Regions from separate parts of the Homo sapiens genome. Here region 1 is linked to region 2. A link is a contact called in ENCODE Hi-C or POLR2A ChIA-PET data. All regions are on one chromosome and are shown on one strand. The core of a region is the stretch at or near the end of the contact, and the rest is flanking DNA. Distances in the headings are between cores, read along the strand shown.

What was found. Hi-C counts contacts between places; a loop is a spot of excess contacts on that map. ChIA-PET counts read pairs that join two places held with the same protein, here RNA polymerase II (POLR2A). Pooled maps may share reads with other maps.
Region 1: a pooled map shows a loop between it and region 2 (7-fold over the local background). The contact joins the promoter of B3GAT1 here to the promoter of GLB1L3 in region 2. A Hi-C loop is called at or near these places in 4 of 50 pooled maps. POLR2A ChIA-PET finds 5 or more read pairs at or near these places in 2 of 52 experiments (HEK293 and WTC11).

Annotation. Positions count from the first base shown.
Region 1 is chr11:134,410,356-134,416,266 of GRCh38, forward strand. It overlaps B3GAT1 (beta-1,3-glucuronyltransferase 1), which reads right to left and starts at 1,887. Exons shown (of 6, transcript NM_054025.3): 1 at 1,452-1,887. RefSeq lists an enhancer at 476-1,035.
Region 2 is chr11:134,274,833-134,280,951 of GRCh38, forward strand. GLB1L3 (galactosidase beta 1 like 3) reads left to right here and starts at 1,547. Exons shown (of 20, transcript NM_001080407.3): 1 at 1,547-1,931; 2 at 2,494-2,619; 3 at 2,868-3,080. The coding sequence starts at 1,909. RefSeq lists enhancers at 706-815, 876-1,005, 1,156-1,205 and a silencer at 1,656-1,725.

The DNA.
Region 1 (5,911 bases), core at 637-3,136, 140 kb after region 2:
CTGGCTCCAGTGCTGAATGGGGCACAGATGCATTAACTCTCCCAGTCCCATTAACCTTAGCAAGTATTTCTGCTTCCATGAAAAGGGGAAGAGGGAAAATGTCTCTAAGCTCTGGAACCTTTGGCAGTGCTGGGCATGGACTGGGCAGAGTGAGAAGTCTGTCTGAAGACCCTGGGAAAGGGTCTTCACCCCATGGGAAGAAAGGGAAGGCTTGATGTTTGGTCCAGTAAGGCCATTAATGGTCACCAACTGAGCAGACTCTGGGAGGAAATGTCTCAGTCTCTGCAGTGGCTACCAGCAGAGGTAGGGCGACATAAGCACAGAAGACAAATCTTAGAAAACCCTAGAACAACAGTCCTGTGCAGCCACATGCCCCACAGCCCTAGTAACTTAGGGAGTGATGTGCCTCCCATTTCCACACAAACACATCCAGGCATTGCACAGTGCTAGGCCCTACGACATCCGTACCCCAACATTTTCAACAGTGCGTGCTACACAGCCCAAGCTCTAGGCCCCATTGGGCACCCCACCTATGCAGGTGCCCATGCACTGGGCTAGCAACTGTCAGTAAAGGTCCCCTTCCTGTATGTCCAGAGTCCTTCAGCTCCAGCTTCTACAAGAATCCATGCAGCTAGGCCTGGCTGGGGGAGGAAGGGGACAGGGAAGTTGGCCAAGGCTCCCATGTGTGTGCATGTGGGGGTGGTTCTTGACCTTAGCTGCTTGGTACGGGGCTGTCACCTCCTTACCCTGGCACTGTCGGACCTGGTGGCTTCCTTCTCTATTTCCTGCCTCAACTCTCAGCCTCCTTTTTCTGGAAGTTGTGTGCTCTGACTTTGGAGGGATTGGGACCTCAGACCTGAGCCCAGGTGCAGATGGGAGGGTGGTGAACTGGTCGCGCCTCCTTCCTCCTTGCTACACCGAAGGTCCCAAGGGCCCTTTGCCACCCTTGCTACCCCTGGGTCCCTCAGCGCGCCCCGCAGAGCTCGGGCCCCCTCAAGAGAGTTAACTTGGCAGTGCCCAGGAGCCAGAGAGCGATCCAGAGAGCGCTGTTGGGCAGCAGGGGTGGGGAGGTGGGGGACGACTGACCCCTGACTCCTCATCCGGCCACCAGAAACCACCTGCTGAGGGGGCCGGGAACTGACGACTGAGAGCCCGGGCCGATTGTTAGAAGCTGCTGAGAACCAGCTCTTCCCCTAATCCCGGTCGACGAGGGCAGGCTGTGCCGGGTTTTGTTTCGCAGCCCCTCGGCAGCAGCGCCTCCCAGCCCGAGCTCGGTTCTCGGCCCCCTTTCCAGCTGCCCCCAGCGCGCGCAGCGCACACACACACACACACACACACACACACACACACCCCAGCGCGCGCCCGGGAGGACATGGCGTGGGCACCGATGGGGACGCAGAAAGGGGCTCTGTGCGCGGCGGGGCGCCCGCGGGGGCGCGGGGAGCACTGACCTGCGGCGACGAGTCCGGAGCGTCTCCGGTGCGGTCCATCGCGGGCAACGGCCCCTACGCCCCGGCCCCGGCGCCCCTAGACCGCTGCCCTGGGCCGCGTGCGGCTCCCTCCCCGGGGACTGTCGGGCTCCGGGCCCCCGGGGGCCACTTCATAGCCGCGGGGTCCGCGCGCCCGCCCGCCCCGCCCGGCCCCGCCGCCCCGGCCCGGCTCGTTCTGGGCTCAGCGAGGCGGCGGCCGAAGGCTGGGAGCGCGCGGGAGGGAGGGCGCGGGCAGGGAGGCGGGGGGCGGGGGGCGGGGAGGGGGAGCGGGGAGGGGGAGCGGGGAGCGGGCGCGGGGGCGAGAGGGGCGAGGGGGGCGCGCGGCCGGAGCCGAGCCGACCGGGCCGGCGCAGAGTCCCCGAGGTGGCGGCGGATGCGCCGGTGCCGCCGCGGCTCTGCCGGCGCCTCCCGCCCCGCCCCCACCCGCTCTCCGCCCCCGCCCCGCCCCCGCCCCGAGCCCGCGCCAGCGCCGGCGGGACCCGAGCTGCTAATGGTCGGTACCAACCTCGCCAGCCTAGGCGGGGGCGCGAGGAGGGAGGCCGGCGAGGGGACCCCCCCCCGGGATTGGTATCACCTCCCCACCGCCCCCCACCCTCCCCCGGCACCGTCCCCCGCGGAGGCGGCTCCCGCTTCAGGCGGCGGAGCAGGGGTGGCGGGCAGGGGCCGAGCGCACCCCCAGATCTCGGCTCTCGAGAGTTAAAGCTCGGCCCCCGCCTGCACCCCCATTCCACCCCGCCTCCATCCTGGCTGCTCCTGGCGCCCAGCTTGGCAGCCTCTCTCAAAGGGTGATTGTTTCCGGCCGGGCTGCTGCAGGAGGGCGGGGGGCGGCGCTCTGGGACCGAGAGGCCGAGCTGGGAAGCCGGTGGGGGATGCGGCTCCTTCCTTGGCTCCAGGCACCCCGGATGGGAGGTGGCCGGTGGGGGCGGACGGTGCCGTGCCGGGGTACGGGGTCTGCTGCCCCGTGGAAGGGCACCTCGAGCCGCCGCGCGTCAGCCTCACCCCAGCCTCCCCTTCCGGGCCGGTGCACCCGGCGTTCCGGAGAGAGGCCCGGGAGGCCTGCGTGGGCGGACGGGCGCGGGGAGGCCGGGGGCAGCGGGATCTCCAGGAGTTTCCCGGGCCTCTGCCGCGGTGTGTTGGTCGGCGGGGGACGGAGGCCAGTGAGTGGGCGCGCACTTGGACGTATGTGGGTGCACTGGTAGGGTGCCTCTGTGGAGCTGTATATTCCAGATACTCCTTCAGCTTGTCGGAGACTTTGAAGCCATCCTTGCACTCGTTTTAGAGGTTGGCATCTCCCGGTGCTCTTGGACACCTGTATTCGGGCCACACCCGCTGTGTCCTCTTCACAGCCCCAGGAGAAGGCCACCTCCCATGGCGGGGTTCGCGGCGGGACCAGGGACTGTCGGTACTTTCTCTAGGGTCTCCCTCCTTCCCGGGAAACCAGTTCCAGCCCCACTGCTAGGCACTGCTTAACCAGAGCTGTGCCCCCGTGCTATGGGCTGGGGCTGAGGACCACGGGCCTCTTTTCCATCAGCTTTCCTGCCCTGTTAGGACCAAGCCGGGCCCTGCTCTTCCCACTGAGGATGTGCAGGTGGGGAGGGGGCAGAGACTCCAGAATCAGCCCCTTTGGTCAAGATTTTGAGGGGAGGAAGGCACCTCACCGTCCGTATCATGCCACAGACATGTGAAAGTGTCCTTAGTGACTATCTCTAGGGATAACTGCTCCTCCTTGTCGTGCGCTCTTTCATTGTTGTGCTTAACAGCCCCCTTTGCCGGCAAGAAACTTCCTCTGAATCTAACCTCAGTACCTCCTGCTGCGGTACAGGAGCATTTCCCCCTTCTCTTAATGAGTGGAATCCCAGCCAGCCTTGCTCCGCCTTCTTCTGCCCCTACTACAACCCTCTCTTTTAGACTCTGCTAAGAGACCTTTCCTAAGTCGGTGTTCTCTGGTATTTTCCTAGTCTCCATACTCTGCTTCTCCTTAGACTCCACACCAGCTGAAGGGAGGGGAAGGGCAGGTGCAGAAGCAGGATGGGCGGGGGTACCAGAGAGCACCAAGGAGGGGCCAGGCCGTCCAGGAGGGCACATTGCCTCCCTCCTCTGCTAAGCCAGCCAGCCGCAGTCACACAATCACCAAATGGGAGGACAGAAATGACCGTGAAGACTGTCTCGTTCCAGACCCTCATTTTACCAACAGGGAAACACACCCATGAGGGGTGATCTCAAGAGAGCTCAGGGACATGGCGACGAGGAGGCCTGGGTTTCAGGCCGATTCTGAAGGCACTAGCAAAAGACTTCCCCTCAGGGCTGGTTTCAGTAATGAAACAGAGGGTTGGACTAAGTGGGCTGTGGTCCGACTTGTCCTGCTGGGCTGTGGCTCGGAGATGCTGTCTGCAGGGGTTCTCGGCTTTACCTCAGCATTCTGGCAGGAACAATTGTGATAATAAAGCCGCTTTCAAGGGACCTGTCTTGCATCTTAGTTCCAGGCTCTGTTTACAGAATTTTTAGTATTAATTTTTAGAGCCAATTTAAAACAATAATAGGAGATTAAAATTAGCATGATAAGGCTCAGTGAAGAGACAACAGCCTGCCATTCGTTTTGGTGGGAAGTTTTGGCAACATCCCAAGTGTATGGACACACACAAATGTACTGACATCTACGCAGGCACAAAACATGCTCATAGAGGCAGCTACACATGCAGATTCACCCACATGAACACACACACACACTCTGAAATACATCATGTGCACATGTAAACGCTTGCACACGGATGTACCTGAAGCACCTGCACCCACACAGACACACGTGTACACACACCATCCCCCGGGTCAGCCACACTCCCACCCCTGTCTTCCTGCTTGGCCTCTGCAGGACTGTGGAAATCCTTCCCTCCCATGTCTGGACTTGGTGCATCCTCACAGCTTGACCCTTGCTCCAAACATCTGGAGCACCTCTAAGGTCTCCCTGAATGATTGATCTTCCCCTCCCCCTGCCTTCCCTGCCAGTAGTGAGCCCCTCTTCTCAGAGGCCCCCAAAGCCTAGCACCAGCATGTTTAGTATGCAAAGCCCGGGTTTGTCCTCTGGGACAAACCGTTATGTGTTTATTGTGTAGTTAAGCAGGACGGGAGCCCTGCCCCCGCTCTGATCCTGGCCCACTTCCCATAATCTGAATCCCAGAAGAGTCCTGTAAAACCGTCATCTGCAATGCAAAACCTGCAAAACATCTGGGATGGTCTGTAGGTTTTCTCCAAATCACCTGTGCCCTAATTTAATATGAATAACAATTAGTTTACTCTTATCAGTTAATTGTTCCCCTCGTGGGTTCTGTCTGCCCTGGCCTCTCTTTCAGCAGGAGTTTTGGTCTGCTCCAGACTCCTAATGATACTGCCTTTTCAGCCGTGCCGTCCTTCTTAGCTACCACCCAAGAGAGGCAACGCAGCTGCGCTGCTTGCCGCCCTGGCCTGTGGGGCCCAGGCCCTCACCCCACCCGTCTTAGCCAGTCTGATTGTTGGGGGCCATCCAATCTCCCCTTGCCTTCACCAGGAATCTATAGCAGTGATTTTGCTGATGTGAGTGGAAAGGTCCCAGTGGGATTCTTCAGTGAGGAATCCCACCCCACAAGGTGCCCGTCCTCTCCCGTCATTGCCCTGGCAAGGGTGACAGCACATGCACATGCATGGGCACACCCAGATGCTGCCAGAGAGCAGGGGGAGTGAGAGGAGGAAGAGCTGCCCTCTGCCTCGGCAGGCAGGGTGAGCTCCCCAGGGACCCAGCCATGCTATCAGGCGTGTCTGAACTGTTCCCACAGTGGCTCCTGGACGGATGTGTGTGGATGTGCTGTTTTGGGTGGTGGAGTTCATGGCCCAGATACAGAAAGAGGAGGAGACCTTTTAACTCTTCCCTTTCATTAGGTTTCTGGTCTGAGCTTTGGATCTTGAACACCCTTGTTTGTCCATAAAAAATTGAAAATGGTCATGTGGTCAACAGGTTTCCCTCTGCCCTCCTCTCTTCTCAGAAGCCAGGCCGGCATCTTTCCTGAGCTGGTGCAAAAAGGCTGACTCCTGCTTCTCTCCAGTCTCTGCCTCCAGGGAAAGGGTGCAGTTACATGGCTTTAGAACACTTCAGTCATGTCATTTTGTTTTGCCTTCTTTCCTCTGTGGCTGAGGGAGGGATGAGAGGTGATAGGAGCAGAGCCCTCAGACTTAGGGGAGCATCTCTGAGGCTAACCTGGGACCGTTCTTTGTCCTCTTGCAGAAGTGAAAATAACCCAGATTGCCTTTTGACCTCCCCACTATCCCCTAACTACTCTGCAGAGCCCACACCTCCAAAGTCTCACTGAAGCCTTTCCCAACCTGAGCTCTGTGGCTTGTGCTGTCTCCTATAGCCCTCCCGACCCTCAGGCACCTCTGGCAGTGAACTGCTC
Region 2 (6,119 bases), core at 297-2,796:
AAAGCCACGCAGACTGGAAAGGTAGAAATAAAACTCTCCATATTTGCAGATGACATGATTATCTACATGGAAAATGCCAAGTAATACACAAATAACCTCTTAAAATTAATAGGTGAGTTTGCCAAGGTCACAGGATATGAGATCAACATGAGAAACACAATCACATTTCTGTATGCTAACAACAAACATGTAAAAACTGAAATAAAAATAATAACAGTTTAAATCTCTTGAGAGCAAAGGAAATATTTAAGTATAAACCTAACAAAACGTGATAGGATCTGATGTTGAAAAAATCACACAATTCTGATGAAAGAAGTGAAAAAAAAAAAACTATTTAAATAGACAGACATACCATGTTCGTGGGTTGGAAGATTCAACATAATAAGGATACAATTCTCAATTTGATCCATAGGTTGATTGCAATTCCTCTCGAAATACCAACATGGCTTTTTGTAGAAACAGACAAGTTTATTCTAAATTTTATGTGGGAAGGCACAAGCCCTAGAATACTTTAAACTTGACAAAGAAGAATAAAGTGTGTGGCTGTAAAACCAAACTGTAAAAAATTAACAGTTCATTGCTTGCAGTCGAAAAAATGAGGAAAAGATGGACGATCTAGGAAACTTTCAGGGAGCTAAGGTGTCGGAGAGCAAAGTATCCTTGTAAGGAATGAGACAAGATAAACTCCCTCCCCCACACACAGTATTTTCAGAGAACTACATTCTTGGTTTCAACCTGATGTCATAGGCTGTGTTCTTTGCAACGGAAGAAGCAAAGACTTCAAAGGGAGAAATCGGAAGATTTCTTTTTTCATCGTAGGGACTTCACATCAGCGTTTCCAAAACCGAGTCCATCGCCTTTTCCCTCTGCGCAGCCTCTATCCCTTCCTGTGTTTCGCATCTCAATAAACGTCCCCGCCAAGTGACTTCAGCCTGAAACATGCGGCCTCCCGGACTCCTCTCTGTGTCACCGACCTCTTGCGCTCAGTTCTCCGGAGCTGCCGGTTTAACCTCGCAAGTCTTCCCGGAACCCGTGCCCTCCTCCTGGGCAGCGTTACCACCACGAGCGCCTACCTGAGAGGACGCCTGTTCTCATCCAGCCTCCACCCTGCAGCCGAGCAATCTCCGTAAAACGAACACCTGGCTTAGTTTCTGCTGGAAACCGTTGAATAGTCCCCACTGTCTTCTGGAAGGGTCTGGGCAGCTCGGCGTGGCGTCCACGGCCCCACCAGGCCTCTGCCTCCTGCAGGTCCCGCTACTTCGTCACCAAAGCGCCCGCCGCGCTCGCATCTGCTGTGAGGCTGTGCTCGGGCCGCTCCCGCCGAGGGAACGGCCCTCCCAAGGCTCTGCGCCCCAATTCTCGCTCGTTTGCCAAGAGGTAGCCGTGTCGGGGAGCTAGAGTTCTCCGGGGACTCTCTCCTGCCCCTCGTGGCCCTCTGTGGAACCCTCGTTTTAGGATCTGCACGCCGTTTCCAGTCGCGCGCGCGGCACGGAGACCGCCCGCTGTGCCCCGCGCTGCGCTCTCTCCGCCCCTCTCCCGCGCAGGCCTCCCTGTGCCAGCCGGCTGTCGACCCAGGTTAGGAAGCCCGAGGTCGGGGCGTTACCCCAAGGGCCCTCCCGCTTCCCCTCCGAGGGCAGAGAGGCGTCCGCGCCCGGACGCACTGCGGGAACACCTGGAGCGCCGGCGGAGCTCGGCTGTCCCCGCGGGAGGGAGCCCGACGCGCATCCTTGGGACCCGGACCCGGCGCCCGCGCCTCGGGACGGATTTCTGCCTCGGCTGCAGGCGCAGCGCGCAGACCTGAGCCTGCCCCGCGGAACCGGGGCTCGAGTCCCGGCCCGAGCGCGGCGTCGGGGCCAGCGGAGAGGGGCGGAAGCCGCAAGGGACCCTCGGCGCCTCGGCCTGGCCGCGATGAAGTCCCCGCCCCTCCTCAGGTGACGGATCGCCGCTGCCGTCCCGGGCTGCCCACCACCCCGGCGCGTGCCCGGGAGCCTCCACCCTCCCCGGGTTCTGTGGCCGGCCACGCGCCCCAGGCACGCGCCGCGCCGGGCCGCGCCACCAAGCCCGCTGTCCCCAGCTTTCCTCGGCAGATCCCCTGGCTACCCCCACCCTGCGGAGGGGCCGTTCACCAGATGCCAGAAAATCAGGGTGGGGCACGCAGGCCAGGGGCTCCAGCGGCTGGGCACCGTGTCCTTCCCGAACCTGGTGCTGGAAGTGCGCCCGCCTCCGCCTCTCCCAGGCACCCACCGGCACTGCCCAGCCCTGTCTGGAGGGTCTAGGACTGAACGTCTGTCCCCGGCCTTCATCCTGGCTGCAGAGGACTGGCCGGGTGATGCCGCGCTGTCCTGGCCCTGGGCCCGCCTGGAAGACCCGCCTGTGTCGCGGGCCCCCTCCCTGGCTCTGGCCTCTAAAGCGCCCCCGGCACAGCTTCCCGGCCCTTGCAGCCCGGTGGGGCCGGAACCTTCCCCTTGTCACTGTTGTCCTTTCTCCTTTCAGCCCGTGTCTCTCCTGGAAGAGAATGGCGGGCATCTTTTTCCTGCCATTTATCTCATCAGGTTTTGCTCCTCGGTTTAAGCAGGAAGAGAACTTCATGCTTGGAAGAGCGCATCCGTCCCAGCCTAGGTTTGCTTGAGAGCTACATCCCTGGGGAGGGAGGGGAGCGATCTCTCCTTTCTTGGAGAAAATAGTATCGCGAATATGCACAGAACACGTCCTACTAACATATGCACAGAACACGTCCTACTAACATATGCACAGAACACGTCCTACTAACAAAAACTTCTTTTCGCTAGGGTTTCAGCCGTGCCTCCGAGCCCTCTCCCGAATCCTCTCTCCCTTTCCACTTTCTTTCCCTCGCCCGCCCCCTCCAGGTTTAATTGGTCTCATCTGACCCCTCTGGAGCTGAAGAATCGATCTGTGGGACTTGGAACTGAAAGCACAGGTCGGGGTAAGCCCCACTTCACACTGGAGGGCCACAAGTTCCTGATCTTCGGGGGCTCCATCCACTATTTCCGGGTGCCCAGGGAGTACTGGAGGGACCGCCTGCTGAAGCTGAAGGCCTGTGGCTTCAATACTGTCACCACGTGAGTGCCGGCCCCTCACCTCCAGGATCTCGTTACCCTACAAGTGCATCCTGGCCGGGAACCTGAGCCTCCGATTTTGGGGGCCCAGCGTGAGGACTTACCTTCCGCACAGTCGTTTCCAGCACATACATTTAATGCTTAAGCGTCCAGCTGTCACTTAGTCTCATGCTGAGTTTGCTCTGTGATCAAAGACTTGGATAGGGGTTAGTGGGAGAATCTCAAGGGAGGAGGTTATTTCCTCAGGATTCTGTCTGTCTAATGAAGGAACACCAGGCGCCCTTGGGAGCACTCAGTTTAATGACATAAGCTTAAGGCACACTTACAGATAAATATGTACTTACAGATACATGCATGTTTTTAAAACAAAAAAAAATTTTTTTTTTTGAGACACAGTTTGTTGTTCTGTTTGTTGCTCAGGCTGGAGTGCAGTGGCCCGATCTTAGCTCACGGCAGCTTCTACTTCTCTGGCTCAGGTGATCCTCCTGCCTCAGCCTCCTGAACAGCTGGGGCCACAGGTGCATGCCACCACACCAGGCTAATTTTTTGAATTGTTTGTAGAGATGGAGTTTCGCCATGTTGCCTGGGCTGGTCTCAAACTCCTGGACTCAAGCAGTTCACCCTTTAAAAGGGAACACCACGGTCGTCCTCATGCCTGTATACAACTGACCAGCCACCCTGTATGACCACAAAAAAGCAAAACTGCTCCAGAATCAGAGGCCCTGTCCTCCTGAGGGCCTGCCACCACCATTTTGTGGCAAGCTTACCATCACACTCACTGTAAAGGAGAAGATGCTTAGAGGGCCCTGTGCCTTATTGCAGAGCTGGTATTGAAGGGTGAATTTGAAGCTGAGAGGCAGTAAACTGGTTCATTTAAAATGCAAAGAATTTAATCAGAAATAATCGTTGAGTTTTATTGAGAGCTGCTACTGCATGTATTGGGGGGACAATATAGTTTTTCTTCACTGTTCTTTTGAATTGCTGAATTACAACGGCAATTTTTCTGATAGTCAAGCAGCCATGTGGTACTGGTATAAACTCTGCTTGGCTCTGAGATAGGCACACATTACATACACACAGATTGCTAGACTTTATTTGCTAGTGTTTTATTTCAAATGTGTTTATGATTATAAGCAAAACGGATTTAAAATTTTATTTTGTTAGTATTCTTGTCCAGTTTTGAATCAATCTTATAATAAGCTCATAAAGTGAGTAAATCTTCTTTTCTTACTTATTGGAAATATTTTGCACAAGAATTATCTTTACCCTGAAAGTTTCTTAAGATTCACCTGTAAACTCTGTGACTACTATCTTTTGTGGTTTGTGAGGTGAAGGGTTTGGGGACGACATAGCTCTTTGAATGGTTATTAACTCATGTCCTCTATTTCTTCTTGAATACATCCTGCTCTCCCCCTTTTTTTCTTTCCTTTCTTTTTTCTTTCTGTTTTCTTTTTCTTTTTTTTTTTTTTTTTTTTGAGATAGAGTCTTGCTCTGTTGCCCAGGCTGGAGTGCAGTGGCGCGATCTCTGCTCACTGCAACCTCCCCCTCCTGGGTTCAAGTGATTCTCCTGCCTCACCCTCCTGAGTAGCTGGGATTATGGCTCCCGCCACCACACCCGGCTAATTTTTGTATTTTTAGTAGAGATGGGGTTTCACCATATCGGTCAGGCTGGTCTCAAACTCCTGACCTCAGGTGATCCGCCTGCCTCGGCCTCCCAAAGTGCTGGGATTACAGATGTGAGCCACCTCGCCCAGCCTTCTTTCTTCTTTTGAACCCACTGGGACTTAAGAAATTTTTCCTTTCTTTCCTGTACTCACTTGGAAGTTATATACATCACGTTGTGTATTTTGGCTGTTTTTTTCTTTTTTCTTAATCTTATCTATTTAGTCTTTTCAGATAACTAGCTTGTAGCTTTGTTAGTACTCTCTGTATATTTCGGATCTGTATTTCACAGTTTCTGAGTTATGTGTAATTTCCTTTTCTCTACTTTATTAAATATAGTACCTTCTCTTCTCTGTCCTTCTCAGTTTCCTCCTCCTCCTTCTTCTTTTTCCCTGAGTTAAAATTTAGCTTCTTTTACTTCCAGTCTTTTGTGTTTTCTAATATATTCCTTCAAAGATATGAATGTTTCTCTGAGTGTTGCTTTGGTTATATAGCCCACAAATTTTGCTATATAGTGCTTTGAATGTCATTTATTTTCAAATATTTCCTAAGTTTTGATGTTGTTTCTATTAGCTATTTGGGAATACGCTTTCTGTTTTATTTATTTATTTATTTATTTAAATTTTACTATTTAACTGTGATTTTTAAATTTGTTTGCATTTATCTTGGGATCATGGACTATGTGATATAGGTTTTTGGAATTTGTTGAGATTTACTTCGTGACATAGTACATGCCAATATTTTACAACTGTTTCATGCATTTTAAATTTTGGTCTTTTAAATTTTACATTCTTTTTTCATACTTAGTTGTACAGATGCGCTTTTTAAGGGAATGTAGATGCTCCATCTGTTGGCTACTGGGTTCTCTATGTATTTATTACATGCCGACTTTTAATTACACAGTTCAAATCTGTATCCTTACAAGTTTCTTCTTTTTCTTTTTTTGCTGCTTATTTTCTTTGTTTCTTAGAGGGGTACTTTAAATCTTTTCACTGTGATGGTAACTGATGTATCCAGGTCCTCTCTAATTCAGTCAGCTTCTCCTTTACTTACGGCAAGCTATGTTGTAACTTACAACATACAACAAGCTACGTTGTTAAGCTCATAGAAGGCCATGATTAGTATGTCTTCTTGGTGGGCCATACAGTCAGTTCTACGATGTATTGTCAAAAATCTCTGCACTGCACAAAATTGTGTAATAAAAACCACAGGGCTTATAGGAAACATGATGTTAAGGGGCATAACACTCAAACATGTTGCCAGTGGCACAAAAAAACACAGTTGCCTAGTGAACTATGCCTGGTATACCTAATAAAATTTTTACTCATAGCCCTATGGGGGAGGGTCCCCTGGGGGCCCTTCTTGCTAAGGTCTAAAGGT